Linked DNA regions of Homo sapiens: region 2 is linked to region 1. The links are chromatin loops, found by intact Hi-C in ENCODE. Cell type or tissue: B cell. All regions are shown on one strand. Links, peaks and the distances in the headings refer to the core of each region. The heading gives the core; the rest is flanking DNA.

Region 1 (10,108 bases), core at 1,069-9,068:
TAACTCAGGCTAGAGTGTAGTGGCAAGATCATGGCCTACTGCAGCCTTGATCTCCTGGGCTCAAGGGATCCTCCAAACTCAGCCCCCCAAGTAGCTGGGACTAAAGGCATGCACCATCATGCCCAGCTGATTTTTAAATTTTTGTAGAGATAGGGTCTCACTGTGTTGCCCAGATTGATCTTGAACTCCTTGCCTCAAGCAATCCTCCCACCTCGGCCTCCCAAAGTGCTGTGATCACAGGCATGAACCACCACACCTGGCCAATTATTATCTTTAAATGTATTCTTATTTATTTATTTATTTATTTATTTAGAGATAGAGTTTTGCTTTGTTGCCCAGGCTGGAATGCAGTGGCATGATCGCGGCTCACTGTAAACTCGGCCTCCCAGGTTCAAGCAATTCTCATGCCTCAGCCTCCTGAGTAGCTGGGACTACAGGCTTGAGCCACCATGGCCAGCTAATTTTTTGTATTCTTAACAGAGACAAGGTTTCATTATTTGGCCAGGCTGGTCTTGAACTCCTGCCCTCAAGTGATCCAGCCACCTAGGCCTCCCAAAGTGCTGAGATTACAGGCGTGAGCCACCACACCCAGCCTTTTTAAATATATTCTTTCAAAACAAAATATTAAGGCCCTCAATTAATTTAATATTAGGAAGATAAAACACTCCAAAATCACCAGAGAACTCATCATTAATAACTGATTTGCATGTAATTCTTAAGAACATGTACATAAGGAAACCCTGTTTCCTTCTAAAATGAGGAAAAGCTAATTCTCCTAGTAACCAATTGGCGCTTATTTAGTTGGATAGGAAAGAGTTTCAAGGGTTTGAATAGGGTAGGAGGACCAAGCCTCGAAGGCAGGGGTGGGAGAGAGTTCATCAGTCTTCTCAAGTGTCTTCTCTCTCAACAGCAAGTTTCTGCTCTTCCCTAACACCAACAACAGCCACAGACCATGCTCTGTAGGAACTGGACCAAATTCAAATATTCATTTGGGACAGGGTCAGAGAGAATTCCGAGTGAAGGGATTCAAGATGACACAGCCAATCCAGAAGTTAGGCTGAATGCACTCAACTCCCCTTCCAGGCCTGGGTTTGACAGTAGAACACACAACAATTTACTAACAAAATGCTGCAGTCTGGCTTTGAGGAAACATATACAAGTCCAGCAATCTATCTTTCTAGGTCACCCTAACTCTCCTGCCCTCTCTCAAGTACACCCACACAAAGATTCTCCACTAAAAGCCCTTCATTTTCAAGACCTGTCATAATTCCAGCTAGGAAGGCCAACTATCCAGTTTGCTAGCTCCTCATAAACTTGCCACTCTGCATATCCTAGTTACTACCACTGTAACTGGGTATGCAAGGTAAGTTACATATTTAAAATACAGGCTGTTTTTCATAGAACAAAGGAAAAAGGAAAAAGACATCAATTTTATATATATATATGTTAGCAGTACCTACCAATAACAGGCTCCTAACTGTATACTGAATTGAATACTGTGTTAAACAGTGAAAAATATTAGTTTACAAAAGGTTATACATCTCCACCCTGCAGGAAAATCTAGACTTCAAGACATGAGCACAGAAATTTAAAAATCCTGACATCTACAAATAAGTTGGACACAGACCTAAGCCCCTATGAAGATAAATATTTTACCTTCAGCAATTGTAATCACTCTGCATTTTAAATGTCTTCAATTTGTCATTTTCAATCCCTGTTTTGCTTCTCACTATTTGATAATATGCAATTTCAGGTAGCTTTCTTAATCTCAGGTATAATGAAAAGTAGTTTTTTTTTTAATAAAGAAGTTTTAAAATTCAAAGATTATAAAAGAATGATGCATTCTATTAATATGATATAAATAACTTTTAATGGCCTTGTATTTCAATTCAGGATAACTAATGATATATGCCATAACCAAAGGCTTAAACCACAATAGAATCTAAATCTGCTAAGAACTAAATCTATTAGCCCTATATGAATTTAACACTTAGTCCAAGTCTCAAGTTTCCCATTTGCAAATAGCATTGTCTTTGCCTTGATTTATCCCAAGGTACTAGAATTAAAAATAGCACAAACTGACTCATCCTATAAAAAGGGAAAAACAGGTTTTTCTTTCAAAAGAAGTAAAGGAAAATATGTCTAAGTAAAAACGTACTAAAGAGCAAAACCACATAATCATTATGTAGTTTTGATCAGTGATTTTCAGGGGCAGTGGGGTAGGTAGAGGTACAAAGGGGACTTTTGGGGTAATGGAACTGTTCTGTGTCATGTGTGCGGTGCTGGTTACATGACTGTGCATCTGTCAGAATTCATAGAGGTACATTTACAGAGGCTAAATTTTACTGTATGTAAATTATACTGCTGTAGCCTAATTTTTTTAAAGTGCTATTGCATATAAAACAATGTGCTAGACACTGAATTATGAAATCTAACGTTCAAGCATACAATTCTCAAGGTTTCTAGATGTATTATCAAAAACTTATCATTAAACACTTTGAGTTCAGCCTTCAGTATTTTATATTTTATCCATATTTATATTCTATAAAACGACTCAAAGCATCACCTAAAATTATCACATGAATTTTGAATTATTATGTGTTCAACATACACTTATAGAAAATTTCCTTCTTATTCTTAAAAGTGAACATATCAATATCTATTAAATGTTAATTATATGGTTATGAGTTGAATTTACTACTAAATTCTACCTTTTCTGAATTATAAATACATTAAGAAATGTAAACTGTGATTAGATTTATTCACATCCCTCAGAACACTACGAAATGTGTCCTAAACATGTTAATTGATTTCAGAAACTTCTATGTCTTGAGCAAGACTTAAGTGTTAACAAGCATCTGATGGCTTTTAAAATAAGAATGTTTCAGAAATTCATCTAAAAAAATGCTTGAACGTAAAATGCAATCCTACGGTGTATACTCTAATGCCTGTTGATGAACAGATCCTTATAGTTTCCTTCTTCTAGAACTCATATCAAAATACATTTTCTTCAGAAAAAATAGGAGTCAAAGATGTTAATCATGTTCTTTTCATAGTCACGTTACATTTGTTTTACAACACTCTCAGAAAAGCCTTTCCTTTCACATGTTCACTTTTTAAATTACAAACATGTTTCCCCTCACTAGACACCGAGTTACGAAACTTAGAGCAAAAGTAAAACTTTCTAATGGAATGCCCATGTAAATACTAGAAATATAACAAAATAAGGCAAAGTCTGTCCTCCAAAATGTTGCCTACCACACCAAAACACAATCCTGCTTTTTAAACAGCGAGTAAAATTAAATCAACCTTATCTTCCTAAATAGAAGTCCACTCAAAGTTTTTTCACAAAAATGACATTCACTTGACTTAATATTGTCCTTCCAATAAGAATAACACGCAGGGTGTTAGAGGGCAGTTGTTGGACTCCTCTTCAGCAAATAAAGGAGACCAGTTAGAGCTTAGCTTGGTCTGCCCAGGAAAGGAGGAACGCAGCTTGCTGACATGGCTAAGGAATGCCAATTAATACATTTTAAAACCCCTATCATCTTGCCTGAGACGTGTACATCTTCCCAGGCCCTCAAAGTTCAATCAGAAAGTGTATTCAACTCCATTGTCATTTCACCCATAGTGGGGAAGTCCATCGAGGAAAACCATAGGGAAATAAAATGTTTTTCAGTTATTCATATTAGCACAATCAACCCAGAGCTCACGGCACAAACTAAATAAGTTAACTTGCCAGTGTCTTGAATGAAGACATTTAATCAAAGCATGCATTTTCCAACTTTCCAGTAGCTTTCAGGACAGTTGGTTTTGGTGATCGTTTTTTGGTCTTTTATTGTTCTCAACACGACTGGTTTCTCACCGCAGGATTTCAAACAAAATGAGACAATTAAACCACACCTCGAGCGAAGGGGCGCTTACCTTGCAGATAAACACACCGGCCTTGCCTTCTCTAAAATGCGGACACGTGCTTTTCCCGCATTAGGGGGGGTCTCCCGGCGCGCGCCCCGCCGCCACCTGTTGAGGAAAGCGAGCGCACCTCCTGCAGCTCAGGCTCCGGGCGCCAGCCCTGCCCCGCAGCCCCAGAGCCCGTCGCAGCTCGGGTGGTCCCTCCCCGGCCCAGCGCTCGCCGCCTGCTCTTCGCCCTGCAAGTTTCAAGAGGCAGTTATTTCTCGCAGCCTCCGCGCTTGCAACTGCCTCCTGGCGGGGGAGTGGGTGTCCAAAAAGCCAGCAGCTGGAGAAACTGAAAAGATCACAAGCGACTTAACGATAAGCCCCTTCTTCCTTTTAAAGACCGAGAGGAGGGTAGAGGGGAGTAGTGCCTGAGCCCACGTGACCGAGCCAGGGAGCCCGACGGTCTCAGGAACGCCCGACGCCGCGCGTGACCTCTAAGTGGGAGCACCCTCGAACCGACTCCTGGTCCACCCACAAGGATAGTGGCGCACAGATGGCGCTCCCCGCAGCCCCAGTCTCAGATTTAAGAGGTCTGGAGTAGGGCCTGAGAATATGCATTTCCAACCAGGTCCTGGGGGATGCCGACACTGATACAGCCAGTCTGGGGACCACACTTCGAGGATCACGTCCTCAGCCCCTGACTCACATAAGTGTCATTCAGAACAGATGTCTGATTCTAAGGAGCCAGTGGTGAAACCAGAGAGGCTTTGGGTTTGTCAAATCCCCAGCAGCAAACGTAACCTCGGGCCCTGGAGTGGCAAAGCCGTGGACTAGAGGTGGAGGGAGTGGGTTCTCAGCTCTCAAGAGGTCACTGGGAAGGCCTTTCGCGTTAGATCAAAGATCCCAGGTACTTCCTCGAACTCACTTGAAGTGGCACCGGGGAGACCTGTGCCTCCGGCCACGGCGCCCTTCTCCGCTGGAGGCACCTGCCCACCCCTCTTCTCGGGCGAAGGCCCCTCGCGCCCCCTGGTGGCAGCCCCAGTTCCCCCAGCTTAATGGGGTGTTCCCCTCACCCACCCCAGCAGGAGCCCCAGGGTGCGAGACTAGGACCACAGTCTTAACTGGCTTTAAGGCAGCTGTTGCTGATGAAAATGAAAAGGAAAGTAGCATGTGACCCACAGGCCATTGTGAGAACCCCCCAGTGTCACATCTGTGCCTAATTAATCATCAAACCATCTACTCAGGTGGCATAAGGGACATGGTTTTTGAGGGTTGTGATCCAGATCTCTAATAGAGGAAGACGAGGGGGGGCATTTGGAGGGAAAGTTTTACAGTACCAGCCTCAGCTGTTTGGTGTTTAGCCAAAATAGAGAGACGCAAGTGTGCTCTGGGTTGATAAAGATGAGGTCCACAGGTAATGAAGACAGGCTCCAAAGATGGAGAAGCATCTGCTTCATCAGCTAAACAATAGCTGTGAAAAGTCTCCACTGCCCCACCCTAAGTCCAATTTTCATTAAAGCTGAGAGTCCTGGTTTCTCTCAGGTTGAAAGGCAGAGTCTCCCTGTCCTTGAGGCAGAGAAGTTAGTTTGGACGGGAAGAGTGTGTCGCTGGCAAATAACTGCAGCAGACAACATGCCAATCTCAGCCTCCCTGTCTCCTGTCCTGGGGTCTCTCAAAGTACCCAGTCCCCATATGCTCTTCCTCCTTGCCACCTTATGGAGAAAATGTTAAATGATGGTTTAAAAAAATCAGCTTCATGGCCAGGCATGGTGGCTCACACCTATAATCTCAGCACTTTGGGAGGCCGAGGCAGGTGGATCACGAGGTCAGGAGTTTGAGACCAGCCTGACCAACATGGTGAAACCTCGTCTCTACTAAAAATACAAAAATTGGCTGGACGTGGTGGCACATGCCAGTAATCCCAGCTACTCAGGAGGCTGAGGCAGGAGAATCGCTTGAACATGGGAGGCGGAGGTTGCAGTGAGCCAAGATCGCGCCACTGCATTCCAGCCTGGGCGACAGAGCGAGACTCTGTCTCAAAAAAAAAAAAAAAAAAAAAAATCAGCTTCATTTGGTGGTATATACTTGTTAACAAGATATCTCTGGAAATGGAAACCGTCATGAAGGAATTTCAACCATAAGCCAACAGGCAGAAAAAGATAGGTGAGGGTGAAGAAAATGCATCTATCAATATTAACATCATACCTGACGCTGTGCTAAGCACCTGCACAGCATCTCATTTAATCCTCACACCAGCTCAGTGAGATATTGACTCCACTTTTCCAGTGAGGAAATTGAGGCTCACAGAGCTTCTGTCAGCTACCTGAAGCCACCTAGTGAGAAAGGAACCCAGTAACAACAGTGGCTTCATAGACAGCTACCGCTTATTGGACATTTATGCCCCGCTTTCTCTCAATAATTCTTATTTTATACGCAAGCCTATAAGGCAAATTCTATTACCCCCATTTTATACTTGAGAAAATGAATGTTCAGGAAGGTTAAACAACCTCCCTATGGTCACATGACCTATCAGTGGCTAAGAAGGACTTGAATCCAGGAGAGAGGCCAAGGACCCATTTACCTCCATACCATGCCTCCAATCAATCAGAATGAAAATGGCTTGACTCTCTGCTCTATGCAGAACACTGCAGACAAACTTCTGCCACCTGTGTGCCAAGCTTCTGCTCTGTGTTCACTGTGATGCTTCCTTCAGAAGGCATTCTACACACAGGAACAGCATGTTCTCTTTTCAGAGCAGCTCAAACACCCACAGAAGCTGTTTATTATACAAGGAAACCTCACTGCAGGAAATAATAAGCAGAAAATGAATGGGAGTGAGTAAGTTTCCTTCTGACTCACCCTGTCCATCAAGAAAGACAATGGTACCCAGAGATGGAAACTTTGCCTGGTTTAATGCAGAGTGGAGAGGATGATTATTCCAATTCTACCTGAATTGTGACCACAATGATGAAGGGATTATTCTTGAGGCAGTTCATACCAATGGCTAGACCAAAAAGCCCCCTGAAGCCTGGTATTGAGAACGATGCCTGCTATATAAGTGAGCAGGGTCCCAGCCTCATTTCCACCTCACCCCTGACCTGCCTAAGGAAGCACCCACATATGACATTGAAAGGACTGCCTGTCTCCAAAATATCCTACAATGGGGATTGAAATTGTCACCATTAAGTCATCTTTTGGGGATAAAGCATTGAATTGTTAAAATTAAGTCATGTTATATATGATGGGTAATATTAACTTACTAGCATTTATGATTAACAAGATGAGCTTGCAGCATGAGCTAGATGTCACCTGGGAAAGCAAAGGAAGTCAATGTAGTACAGGTATGGTTTGCTGTGAAGAGGAAGGAAAGCCTCTCCATAAAAGGTGCACCTTCCTCATCTTCTCACCCCACCCCTTCTCTGTCTAGCAAAGTCTTACACATCCCAAAGCCAAGAGCCTAAATAAGGTGAAGAGCACATTAGCCCAGTGGAACGTGCACATTGGCTCCCCCACAGCCCTCATCTTACCTGTCAACACAACCTGCGCTGCGATTGGACAGCGCATGTCTTACATCTCTAGCATTCTCCATGGTCCATAACACCCACCTAGCACAATCCACGCGTTCAACAAATGTTTGCTGAAGCCTTTGACTTGGAAAGATCAGAGGGAGAATTTTCCGTAGGAAAGAAACTACCAAGAGGCAAAACAAAACCCTGTAAAAGGCAAGAAAGCAAAAGCTAATAGGAAAAGTGGAGGGAAAGGAGGAATGCTACAGATGTCTAGAAGGGTGTCATGCCAAAGGGTGCCTTTGGATTGTTGCTTTATTCTCTGAGCTTGAAGCCAAGTAGGAGGATTTGGGTTCTGGGATAGTTATCTGCTCCAGAGTGTTATAGGAACAAGCTTATTTATATTATGTGGGTATAAATTGGTCTGTTTTAAGAGAATCTGAGAGATAAAACCCTACACTTATGGAATTAATAAAGGGGAAAGATTAATTGAACGTGCAATAACACCTTTTTTTGGTGGTGATGAATGAAAAAGATAGGATTACTAATTAATATGTCAGAGATCATCTCAACTGAACATAAAGTTCACAAAATGTGATTTGACATTTGAAACTTGAATTTGGATAGAGCTCTTTAGGATCACATCTTTTGTAGAAATAAAAACAAACCTAATATTTATTGAGCATTTTTCTAGCCTGGACACCACAGTAGGCAGGCTTGCATAGGTTGATTCACTTTTATTTCATTTAATCCTTGAAAATTCCCTGGGACTGTCTATTTTACAGATGGGAAAACTGAGGCTCAGAGAGCTAACATTTATTTTATAAAGTCACCCATGTGCATTTGGTAGGGTGAAAGTTTCCACCCAACTTTACCTACCTACCTGCACATCCCATGTTTTCTCCACTGTCATGAGATGCTGTTCTTATTTGTTGCATAAATGGAGGCATGTCTGTCCTGTAGAGCCCAGATACTGTTGAATGAAATGTTGTCAATTTCTTGTCTAGGAATGACCACCTATGAGCATATTTATGTAACTTATTCTTTATTGATCTGCGTTGGACTGGGGCCCTCAGAGGGTAACAAGGACATAAGCAGCAAGACAGACCCAACCTGATACCTGGGCACCAGGACCATGAGACAAGGTTGCTCTGACCTGCAGTTTAAATGAACCACCTGAGCAAGCAGCACCTGCAGCCAACTCTTTCTAAATCACACTCATGTGTTTCAGTCTTGATCTTTGCTATTTGTAAACAAACAGGTAAAAAATAACTTTTTGTCCTGTCCACTGCCCCTCAAAGGTACTTAAATTCCACACAAATCCCTTGCATACCTTAAGTTTCTAATTTTCTATGCATTTGAAATCAAACATGAAGCATACACATTTTTGTCCTTACTTCCAACTCTGCAGCAATTCTCTTGAGCTAGAAGAGAAACTAGCCCCTAGAGGTCATTGGCATGAATGTGAACACCCAGTTAAGAAAAAAAAAAAAAAAAGTTATAGGACTGTTAGAAATGGCGGCAAATTGTAATATGCAATTTCACAAATGACTCAAATGCAATTCTGAAAATGCAGCTTCCTTACATTTTCTGGCTCAGAAGATATTAATAAGTCAGCCAGTGTAATATTCCCTGAAATGAGATAAAAAAAAAAAAGGTACAGACAGACATGGCTTGAGACCATAGATAAGACTGTCTGATTTCATAGTTTAATATTTCAAAAAATATTTCAAAAATTTTGACTAAAGTTTTTTCTACATCTTCTTGTAAATGTATCTAACATTTTCAATTTCTTTGTTCATATCATGGAAAGTTACTATAACTGCCTCATATTGTCCTTTAGACCCATAGCAACTAACTCTCCAGTGATGCTCATTACAGAAATAGCTTTTTTTTTTTTTTTTTTTGAGACGGAGTCTCGCTCTGTCGCCCAGGCTAGAGTGCAGTGGCACAATCTTCCGCCTCAGCCCCCCAAGTAGCTGAGACTACAGGCACCCACCACCACACCCGGCTAATTTTTTTGTATTTTTTTAGTAGAGACAGGGTTTCACCGTGGTAGCCAGGATGGTCTCGATCTCCTGGCCTCCTGATCCACCCGCCTCCGCCTCCCAAAGTGCTGGGATTACAGGCGTCAGCCACCGCGCCCAGCCCAGAAATGGCTTTTATAAAAATACAGACTTGATTTTTTGTGCACAGAGCGTGCTTCTTTCACATATGTCACCGTTTGATCTGATGAACCTAACCAGAGAAAGGAATCGTTTTCTTCTCTCTTATTCAGTCCTCTCCTTTGCTGGGAATTATAAACAGAAAATGAACTTCTCCAAGTAGTTCATGCAGCTACTTAAGGATCACCAATGCTGTTCCATGGGCCAGGATCTCTGCATTCTCCTCTCCCCTCACATTGTTTCTCTTCCTTTTACATTCTCACATATTATTTTTCTACTGTCCAGGCAGTTTAGCTAACTAGCTTCTTAATGGTTCTGCTCATAGTCAAGTCAAGTGCTTCCTCAGCCTGCTCCACGTATTCTACCACGCCACCAGCCACAGCTTACTAGGAGGACTGCTGTCCTGGCATGACACTGGCTTCTAGTTAACAAAGAACTTGCATGGCCACATCATGCTGCATGTTCACACCAACCCTACAATGTTGATTTTATCACCAATTTGCTGACAAGGAAACTTGAGGGTGTTTTCCAGATTTGCAC
Region 2 (10,108 bases), core at 1,084-9,083, 660 kb before region 1:
GTGGCTCACGCCTGTAAGCCCAGCACCTTGGGAGGCTGAAGTGGGAGGCTCCCTTGAGCCCAGGAGTTTGAGACCAGGCCAGGCAACATAGCGAGATTCCATTCTCTACAAAAAGTTTAAAAATCAGCCGAACGTGGTGGTGTGCACCTGCAATCTCAGCTACTTGGGGGAGCTGAAGAGGGAGGATTGCTTAAGCCTGGGAGGTCGAGGCTATGCGATCAATCAGGTGAACCATGATCACTCCAGTCCAGGCAACAGAGCAAGACCTTGTCTCAAAAAAAATCTAAAATAGTTTAAAAACTTAGTTTCTTTTTTAGAATTTATAACTGTACTCATAAAATATCTGATGAGAATTTTCGCTGACCAAAGAAATGCTGTAATTTTGTTCTAACAGTTTTACTGAGTTGACTGTTATTCTTAGGCTGCAACATTCATTCATCATTTCAACTCAGCTATAAAGAAATATATAACAAGAAAATTGGCAAGCTCTATGAAGAAAAATAAACCAGAATTTAAGGTATGTAACGTGATGATAATAGATGAGATGGGGTCAAGATCTTTTAGATAAGATGGCTAGGACAGACCCTAGAGATGTAACATTTGGGGAGACAACCTAATTTAAAAAGTGAGCAATGCAAATCTCTGGAGAAGTAGCTGTGATCCTAGCAATTTGATGTCAACCTTAAGAAAAAGAAAAAAATAATAATAAAGGCCACTGGCCGGGTGCGGTGGCTCACGCCTGTGATCCCAACACTTTGGGAGGCCAAGGCAGGACTGCCTCAGCCTAGGAGTTTGAGACCAGCCTGGGCAACATGGTGAAACCCTATCCCTATCAAAAGTACAAAAAATTAGCCAGGCATGGTGACGTGCATGCCTGTGGTCCCAGCAACTTGGGAGGCTAAGGTGGGAGGATTGCTTGAGTCTGGGGGCACCTATACTCCAGCAGCCTGGGTGACAATGTGAGACCCTGTCTCAAAAAAAAAACAAAAAACAAAAAACGATGTTTGCCTGTAGTAAGGACTTTACACAAACTCTTATTAGTCAAAGTTTGAAATACCAACTCTCCATCCCTGGTGATGTCCTAAAATGTTCTTCCCTTCATCACTTTCTTGGGTTGCCTTCTCCTTGAATCCCACTGCAACCCAAGCTTAGTAGAATGTTTAATAATTAAACATCAGTGTTAGGCACTCTTCTAGGTGCTAGAGGGACAGTGATAACTAGAACTTGATTCTGCCCTCAAAGCATTAGTGGATTTAAGCAGAACATTTGTCCCTTTCCATTTTCAAATATTAATTTTGCATATACCAGATCAAGTCTTTAGTATAATCACTTCCAGATCTTTAACTCCAAACTTCATCTCTTTATTCTCTTTCTGAAGCTCTTGTATTCTTAAATGCTTGCTACATGTGCTGCCAGAACTTAAAATTCAGATTATCCAAAATTTACTTCATTAGTTTCTCTCTTCAACCCATGCTCCCAATTTCCATGAATGATAGCAAAGTCTGACAATCAGTGGTTCTTCCTTTCTCCCTCAGGAACAGTTTACTTTCTTGACTTAGCGTTCAGGATCTTCCACAGTCCACAATGTCTGTTACTCATGTCTGGTCACTGAACATTTTCATATGCTGACTATGAGGACAGACAAGCATGAAAAGTACTGGAAGCAAGGGAAGAAGAGAAAGTTTAGTATTGCTGATCATAATGTGTGATGTTGGATGGGAAAGGAGACGACATTGAAGCAAGCAGCAGGGCAGGTCTTAGAGTTGTCTATCTTGTATACCCAACTAAAACGTCAAACTTTATTTTTTTTATTTCTTCTCACAGAACCAATTCGGTAAGAAAGGAGTTAGAACATTCAGTGTGTTACAGGGAATGACTAAAGCAGTATCTTATTTTTACCTACAGCAGCTACGTTAAACTATTTGAATAAATAAATGAATTGGAAGGGGTCGGTAGCAAAAATATTACATATTCAGAGTCATAAACACATTTTTTTTTCTTGAGATGGAGTCTCGCCTTGTCACCCAGGCTGGAGTGCAATGGCGTGATCTTGGCTCACTGCAACTGCTGCCTCCCAGGTTCAAGCGATTTTCCTGTCTCAACCTCCCAAGTAGCTGGGACTATAGGCATATGCCACCATGCCCGGCTAATTTTTGTATTTTTGGTAGAGACGGGGTTTCCCCATGTTGGCCAGGCTGGTCTCGAACTCCTGACATCAGGTGGTCCACCTGCCTCGGCCTCCCAAAGTGCTGGGATTACAGGCGTGAGCCACTGCACCCAACCCAGAGTCACATATTAAATTGCTCACATTTACAATGTAGAAGATGGATTTAAATAGGGAGAGGTAAGGCTGAAGGTTGGGAGACCATAGAGGCCATTAAAAAGTCCAGACAAGGGGCTGGGCGCGGTAGCTCACGCCTGTAATCACAGCACTTTGGGAGGCCAAGGCGGGAGGATCACCTGAGGTCAGGAGTTCGAGACCAGCCTGGCCAACATGGTGAAACCCCGTCTCTACTAAAAATTACAAAAATTAGCCGGGATGGTGGCCCACGCCTGTAATCCCAACTACTCGGGACGCTGAGGCAGGAGAATTGCTTGAGCCCAGGAGGTGGAGGTTGCAGTGAGCCAAGATTGTGTCATTGCACTCCAGCCTGGCCGACAGGGCGAGACTCTGTCTCACAAAAAAAAAAAAAAGTCCAGACAAGGATACGGAGTGCTTGCTTTGGCAGCACACATACTAAAATCAGAAGGCCACAGAGATGAGCATGGCCCTTGCACACGGATGACATGAAAATTCATGAAGTATTCCATATTTTTAAATGTATTGTCCTTTTTTTTTTTTTTTGTGAGACACAGTCTTGCACTGTTGTCCAGGATGCAGTGTAGTGGCACAAACACAGCTCATTGCAGTCTCAATCCTCCCACCCCAGCCTCCTGAGTACCTGGGACTACAGGTGATGCCACCATGCCCCAGCTAATTTTTTAATATTTTTTTTGTAGACACAAGGTCTCACTATGTTGCCAGACCTGGTCTTAAAAAATCCTCTGGCCTTAGCCTCCCAAGTGCTGGGATTATAGGTGGGAACCACTGGGCCCAGCCTGTACTGTCTATTTCAAAATAGATAGGAGAGGACTGTTGCATGTTCTCACCACAAAGTGATCAACATGTGAGATGACGGAGACACTAATTAACTTGATTTGATCATTACACGAAGTATACGTATATCAAAACATCACACTATATCCCAGAAATATGTACATTATGTGTCAACTAAAAATCAAACTAAAAGAGATAATGGAGTTCCCAACAGTAGGAATGGAGAAAAAAGGCGAATTTGAGAAATATTTTTCTTTTCTTTCTTTTTGCTTCTATTCACTGTGAATACTGTATTATAGTTTGACTATTTATTTATTTATTTGCACAGAGTCTTAACTCTGTGGCCCAGGCTGGAGTGCAGTGGTGCAACTGCCACTCACTGCAGGCTCAATCTCCCAGGCTCAAGCAATCGTGCCACCTCAGCCTTCCAAGTAGCTGAAAATACAGGTGCACACAACCACGCCTGGCCAATTAAAAAAAAAAATTTTTTTTTAATTTTTAGTAGAGATGAGGTCTTGCTATGTTGCTCAGGCTGTTCCTGAACTCCTGAGCTCAAGTGATTCTCTTGCCTCAACCTCCCAGTCTCTTGTACCTGGGATTACAAATGTGAGCCACCACACCTGGCCAGAGAAATATTCAGCAAGTTAACATTAGTGAAGCTTGGCACTGACTCGATTTGGAAGCACGGGGGAGGAACAGGTGCAGAAGGAATCCAGGCTGATTCTTGCATTGGATGACCAAGCGGAGTTGAGTCAGAAAGTAAATCCAGGCCAGGTGCGGTGGTTCACGCCTGTAATCCCAGCACTTTGGGAGGCCTAGGCAGGCAGATCACCTGAGGCCAGGAGTTTGAGACCAGCCTGGCCAACCTGGCGAAAACCCGTCTCTACTAAAAACAGAAAAATTAGCCGGGCGTGATGGGACACGCCTGTAATCCCAGCTACTTGGGAGGCTAAGACAGGAGAATTGCTTGAACCTGGGAGGTGAAGGCTGCAGTGAGCCGACAGTGCACCACTGCACTCCAGCCTGAGCAACAGAGGGAGACTCTGCCTCAAAAAAACAAACAAACAAAAAAAAAACTAAAAACAAAAAAAAGTAAATCCAAAAATCAAGAAAATGGGGGGAAAAAAAACAAAGAAATGCCCTTAGTTTTACTCATATAAGCCTGAGGGACTTCTGGGGATGGCCAAGGACAAACATTTGTATACATCAGTCTACAACTCAGAGGGAAAGTACGGGATTCTGTTATCAGACTATAGGAAGTAGCAGCACTTAAAAACTAGGAAAGTAGGCCGGGCGTGATGGCTCCTGCCCCTTATCCCAGCACCTTGGGAGGCTGAGGTGGATGGATCATCTGAGGCCAGGAGTTCAAGACCAGCCTGGCCAACATGGTGAAACCCGTCTCTACTTAAAAAAATACAAAAATTAGCCAGGCATGGTGGCGCAAACCTGTAGTCTCAGCTACTAGGGAGGCTAAGGCACGAGAATCAATTGAACCCGGGAGGTGGAGGTTGCAGTGAGCCGTGATCACACCACTGCACTCCAGCATGGATGATAGAGCAAGACTCCGTCTCAAACAAACAAAAACCCAAACTAGGAAACTGGATGAATTATACAGATGAATTATACAGAATGATAGCAGATGAATTATACAGAATGATGGCAAGCAGCAGGCCAAGCACCCTATAATAGAGAAAAATGAAAAAAGAATGGGAAGAAAACCAGAAAAGTAGCCAAATGACAGCTAATATTAACTGATCATTACCATTCTCGGTTACCATGTCAGCCTCTGCACATGAATTGCTTCAATGAACCCTCCCAATAATCCTAAAAGATAGTCCTTTTATTACAGTGTTTTAGATGAGGAAGCTGAGACAGGTATTGCATGATAGCTGAGAATGGGTATAGAGTCAGACTGCCAGAGCACAAATCCTGGCTTTACTAACTATATGTTTCAGTTTCCTGTAGTTTAAACAGGAGATAGCAATATCAATGCCATAGGGTTTCATAAATTAATTACCATGTTAAATGGTGCCTGGCACAAAAGCAGCACTCATATACCACTAGGTGGGAGTATAGAGAATGTTAAAGAAATGCAATATGTAATGTCAAATGATAACCTGCAGAATAAACTAGTATTTGACAGGATTTCCACCCCTTTTATGTATAAATATGTGTGTAAGTATATATATATATTTATGTATGTATATAGACTAGATGCTTCTAAGGTGAATTCACAATACAAATGTTCCCCTAAAAATGCTACCCTAATTCATCAAGCAGAAAGACACTTTAACATATTAATGATTTTTAAAATTTCCACTGTTAATTGGTAGATGAAATAAGATTAAGCCAGAATGAGGCTTTTCCTGACACTGGATAGTTTATAATCATGTAAACATATCTCTCAGACAATAAAGCAATATTTTATAAATATTTATTGACAGCTACAGACTTTGTTTTGCATTTTGAGGTTGATTCACTATTTAATTTTCCAAATTAGGAGACCATTCAAAAGGACTACGTTGAAATAGAAATCAAAACACATCCCTAAATGTAAATATTTATAGCTTGTATAATATTCATGTAAAGATATAGCAGAACTAGTTCTTTTAACCACTTTGGTGTTATAATGAGGGAAGATCAGAATCTACTAAGTTCTAAACTCATTTCCTCTCTACTGAACACAGTAAAAGACCCTGATATCAGAGAAATAACAAACAAAAGGCATAATTATTGAACTATCCAGAAAAAAACGGATATTAAGAGGATAAAAAGTTCACATGTGCTTTGTAGATCAGATGTGAAGGATAAAAAGAACTGAAAATCATGTACGGTCAGTTGCAACTTCACTAAACATAAGAATTAGACTTAAGCTATCAAACCGTTTTAAAAGTTTCCTTCCTGGCCCTTGGCATTGATTACTACTGCCATCTAGCAGGAGGTCCAAAAATTAAAATTACGAGAACTGTAAAAAATCATCAGGACATAATTCCAATCTCCAAATAGAAAGATGTTTACCATATTAATAATTACTTAAATTTCAGGCCGGGCACAGTGGCTCACACCTATAAACCCAACACTTTGGGAGGCCGAGGCAGGTGTATCACTTCAGTCCAGGAGTTCGAGACCAGCTTGGCCAACATGGCGAAACCCTGTCTCTACTAAAAACACAAAAACTGGCCAGGTGTGGTGGCTCACACTTGTAATCCCAGCACTTTGGGAGCCCAAGGCGGGTGGATCACCTGATGTCAGGAGCTCGTTACCAGCCTGACCAACATGGTGAAACCCCTTCTCTACTAAAAATACAAAAATTAGCTGGGCCTGGTGGTGGGTGCCTGTAATCCCAGCTACTCTGAGGGATGAGACAGGGAGAACTACTTGAACCAGGAGGCAGAGGTTGCAGAGAGCCAAGATCGTGCCACTGCACTCCAGCCTGGGCGACAGAGCGAGACTCCCTCTCAAAAAAAAAAAAAGAGAAGTGAAGGGAGAAATATTCAGGGAAATAGATAGCTTAAAGAAAAAACAAGGCTGAGCACAGTGGCTCACGCCTGTAATCCCAACACTTTCGGAGGCTGAGGCAGGCAGATCACCTAAGATCAGGAGTTTGAGACCAGCCTGGTCAATATGGTGAAACCCCATCTCTACTAAAAATACAAAATTAGCCAGGCATGGTGGCACATGCCTATAATCCCAGCTACTTGGGAAGGCTGAGGCAGGAGAATCGCTTGAACCCAGGAGGCGGAGGTTGCGGTGAGCCAAGATCGCACCATTGCACTGCAGTCTGGGCAACAAAAGCGAAACTACATCTCAAAAAAAAAAAAAAAAAATTAGCTGGGCATGGTGGTGCGTGCCTGTAGTCCCAGCTACTTCGAAGGCTGAGGCAGGAGAATCGCTTGAACCTAGAGGCAGAGGTTGCAGTGAGCTGAGATTGTGCCACTACACTCTGTCTCCAAAAAAAAAAAAAATGGATTCACAGCAGAATTCTACCAGACATTCAAAGAATTGGTACCAATCCTTTTGACACTATTCCACAAGATAACAAAGGAACTCTCCCTAATTCATTCTATGAAGCCAGCATCACCCTAATACCAAAACCAGGAAAGGACATAACCAAAAAACAAAACTATAGACCAATATCCTTGATGAACATAAATGCTAAGATCCTTAACAAAATACTAGCTAACTGAATCCAACAACATATCAAGAAGATAATCCTCCATGATCAAGTAGGTTTCATACCAGGAATGCAGGGATGGTTTAACATACACAAGTCAATAAATGTGATGTACCACATAAACAGAATTAACAACAAAAATCACATGATCATCTCAATAGATACAGAAAAAGCATTTGACAAAATCCAGCATCCCTTTATGATTAAAACTCTCAGCAAAATCAGCATATAAGGGACATACCTTAATGTAATAAAAACCATCTATGACAAACCACAGCCAACATAATACTGAATGGGGAAAAGCTGAAAGCATTCCCTCTGAGAACTGGAACAAGACAAGGATGCCCACTCTCACCACTCCTCCTCAATGTACTACTGGAAGTCCTAGCCAGAGGAATTAGACAACAGAAAGAAATAAAGGGCATCCAAATCAATAAAGAGGAAGTCAAACTGTCACTGTTTGCTGAAGACATGGTCAATTACCTTGAAAACTGTAAGGACTCCTCCAGAAAGCTCCTAGAACTGATAAAAGAATCCAGCAAAACTTTTGGATACAAGATTAATGTACACAAATCAGTAGCTCTTCTATACATCAACAGCGACCAAGCAGAGAATCAAATCAAGAACTCAACCCCTTTTACAATAGCTGCAAAAACAAACAAACAAACAAAACTTAGGAATATACCTAACAGGCTGGGTAGTGGCTCAAGCCTATAATCCCAGCACTTTGGAAGGCCGGGGCAGGTGGATCACTTGAGGTCAGGAGTTCGAGACCAGCCTGGCCAACATGGTGAAACCCCATCTCTATCAAAAATACAAAAAAATCAGTCAGGCGTGGTAGTGCACACCTGTAGTCCCAGCTACTTGGGAGGCTCAGGCAGGAGAACTGCTCAAACTCGGGAGGTGGAGGTTGCAGTGAGCCAGAGCAAGGCTCTATCTCAAAAAAGAAAGAAGAAAAAAAGAATATACCTAACAAAGGAGTCAAAAGACCTCTACAAGGAAAACTACAAAACACTGCTGAAAGAAATCATAGACAACACAAATGGAAACACATCCCATGTTCATGGACGGGTAGAATCAGTATTGTGAAAATGACCATGCTGCCAAAAGCAATGTGCAAATTCAATGCAATCCCCATCAAAATACCACGATCATTCTTCACAGAACTAGAAAAAACAATCCTAAAATTCATATGGAACCAAAAAGGAGCCCGCATAGCCAAAGCATGACTAAGCAAAAATAACAAATCTGGAGGCATCACACTAACTGATTTCAAACTATACCATAAGGCCATAGTCACCAAAACAGCATGGTACTGGTATAAAAATAGGCACACAGACCAATGGAACAGAATAGAGAACCCAGAAATAAACCCAAATACTTACAGCCAACTGATCTTCGACAAAGCAAACAAAAACATAAAGTGGGGAAAGGACACCCTTTTCAACAAATGGTGCTGGGATAATTGGCTAGCCACATGGAGGAAAAATGAAACTGGATCCTCATCTCTCACCTTATACAAAAATAAACTCAAGATGGATTAAGGACTTAAACCTAAGACCTGAAACTAACAATTCTAGAAGACAACATTGGAAAAACCCTTCTAGACATTGGCTTAGGCAAGGATTTCATGACCAAGAACCCAAAAGCAAATGCAATAAAAACAAAGATAAATAGCTGGGACATAATTAAACTAAAGAGCTTTTGCACAGCAAAAGGAATTGTCAACAGAGTCAATAGACAACAACAGAGTGGGAGAAAATCTTCACAATCTATACATCTGACAAAGGACTAATATCCAGCATCTACAACGAACTCAAATCAGTAAGAAAAAAAACAAACAAGCCCATCACAATGTGGGCTAAGGACATGAAGAGACAATTCTCAAAAGAAGATATACAAATGGCCAACAAACCTATGAAAAAATGCTCAACATCACTAATGATCAGGGAAATGCAAATCGAAACCACAATGTGATACCACCACACTCCTGCAAGAATGGCCATAAGTGAAGAATAAAAAAACAAGAGATGCTGGCGTGGATGTGGTAAACAGGGAACACTTCCGCACTGCTGGTGGGAATGTAAACTAGTGCAACCACTATGGAAAACAGTGTGGAGATTCCTTAAAGAATTAAAAAGCAGAACTAACATTTGATCCAGCAATCCCACTACTGGGTTATCTACCCAGAGGAAAAGTCATTATTTGAAAAAGATACTTGCACACGCATGTTTATAGCAGCACAATTCACAACTGCATAATCGTGGAACCAATCCAAATGCCCATCAATCAACAAGTGGATAAAGACACTGTGGTGGGTGTGTGTGTGTGTATATATATGTGTGTGTATATATATGTGTATATATATAATGGAATACTACACAGCCATAAAAAGAAATGAATTAACAGCATTTGCCATGACCTGGATGAGACTGGAGACTATTATTCTAAGTGAAGTAACTCAGGAATAGAAAACCAAACATCATATATTCTCACTGATATGTGGGAGCTAAGCTATGAGGACACAAAGGCATAAGAATGATACAATGGACTTTGGGGACTTGGCCGGGGGAGGGGGGGCAAGGGATTAAAAGACTACAAATATGGTGTAGTGTATACTACTCAGGTGATACGTGCACCAAAATCTCACAAATCATCACTAAAGAACTTACTCATATAACCAAATACCACCTGTACCCCAATAACTTACGGAAAAATTTTTTTTTTTTCAAAACAGCCTCGCTCTGTTACCCAGGCTGGAGTGCAGTGGCACGATCTTGGCTCACTGCAACCTCCGCCTCCCAGGTTCAAGTGATCCTCCTGCTTCAGCCCCCCAG

Evidence for each region. Hi-C counts contacts between places; a loop is a spot of excess contacts. Peaks named below come from ENCODE experiments on the same cell type or tissue, not always from the same donor. Only the 100,000 strongest peaks of a DNase experiment are listed, where the experiment ranks them.
Region 2: a loop joins it to region 1, with 11 times the contacts of the local background. A loop is called at or near these places in 9 of 110 quality-filtered maps.

What each region holds. Positions count from the first base shown.
Region 1 is chr14:64,290,109-64,300,216 of GRCh38, forward strand. ESR2 (estrogen receptor 2) reads right to left here and starts at 4,263. Exons shown (of 9, transcript NM_001437.3): 1 at 3,925-4,263. In B cell, for the core only: CTCF peaks have their summits at 4,926 (motif pointing left) and 5,127; DNase peaks (open chromatin) are centred at 4,333, 4,443 and 4,883; H3K4me3 peaks cover 2,360 bases; H3K27ac peaks cover 1,157 bases.
Region 2 is chr14:63,627,965-63,638,072 of GRCh38, forward strand. All of the region lies in intron 1 of WDR89 (WD repeat domain 89), which reads right to left. It also overlaps the pseudogene RNU6-1162P. Among named protein-coding and RNA genes, the nearest start is that of WDR89, 8.9 kb to the right of the region's middle. In B cell, for the core only: CTCF peaks have their summits at 5,174 (motif pointing right) and 5,373; a DNase peak (open chromatin) is centred at 5,157; H3K27ac peaks cover 379 bases.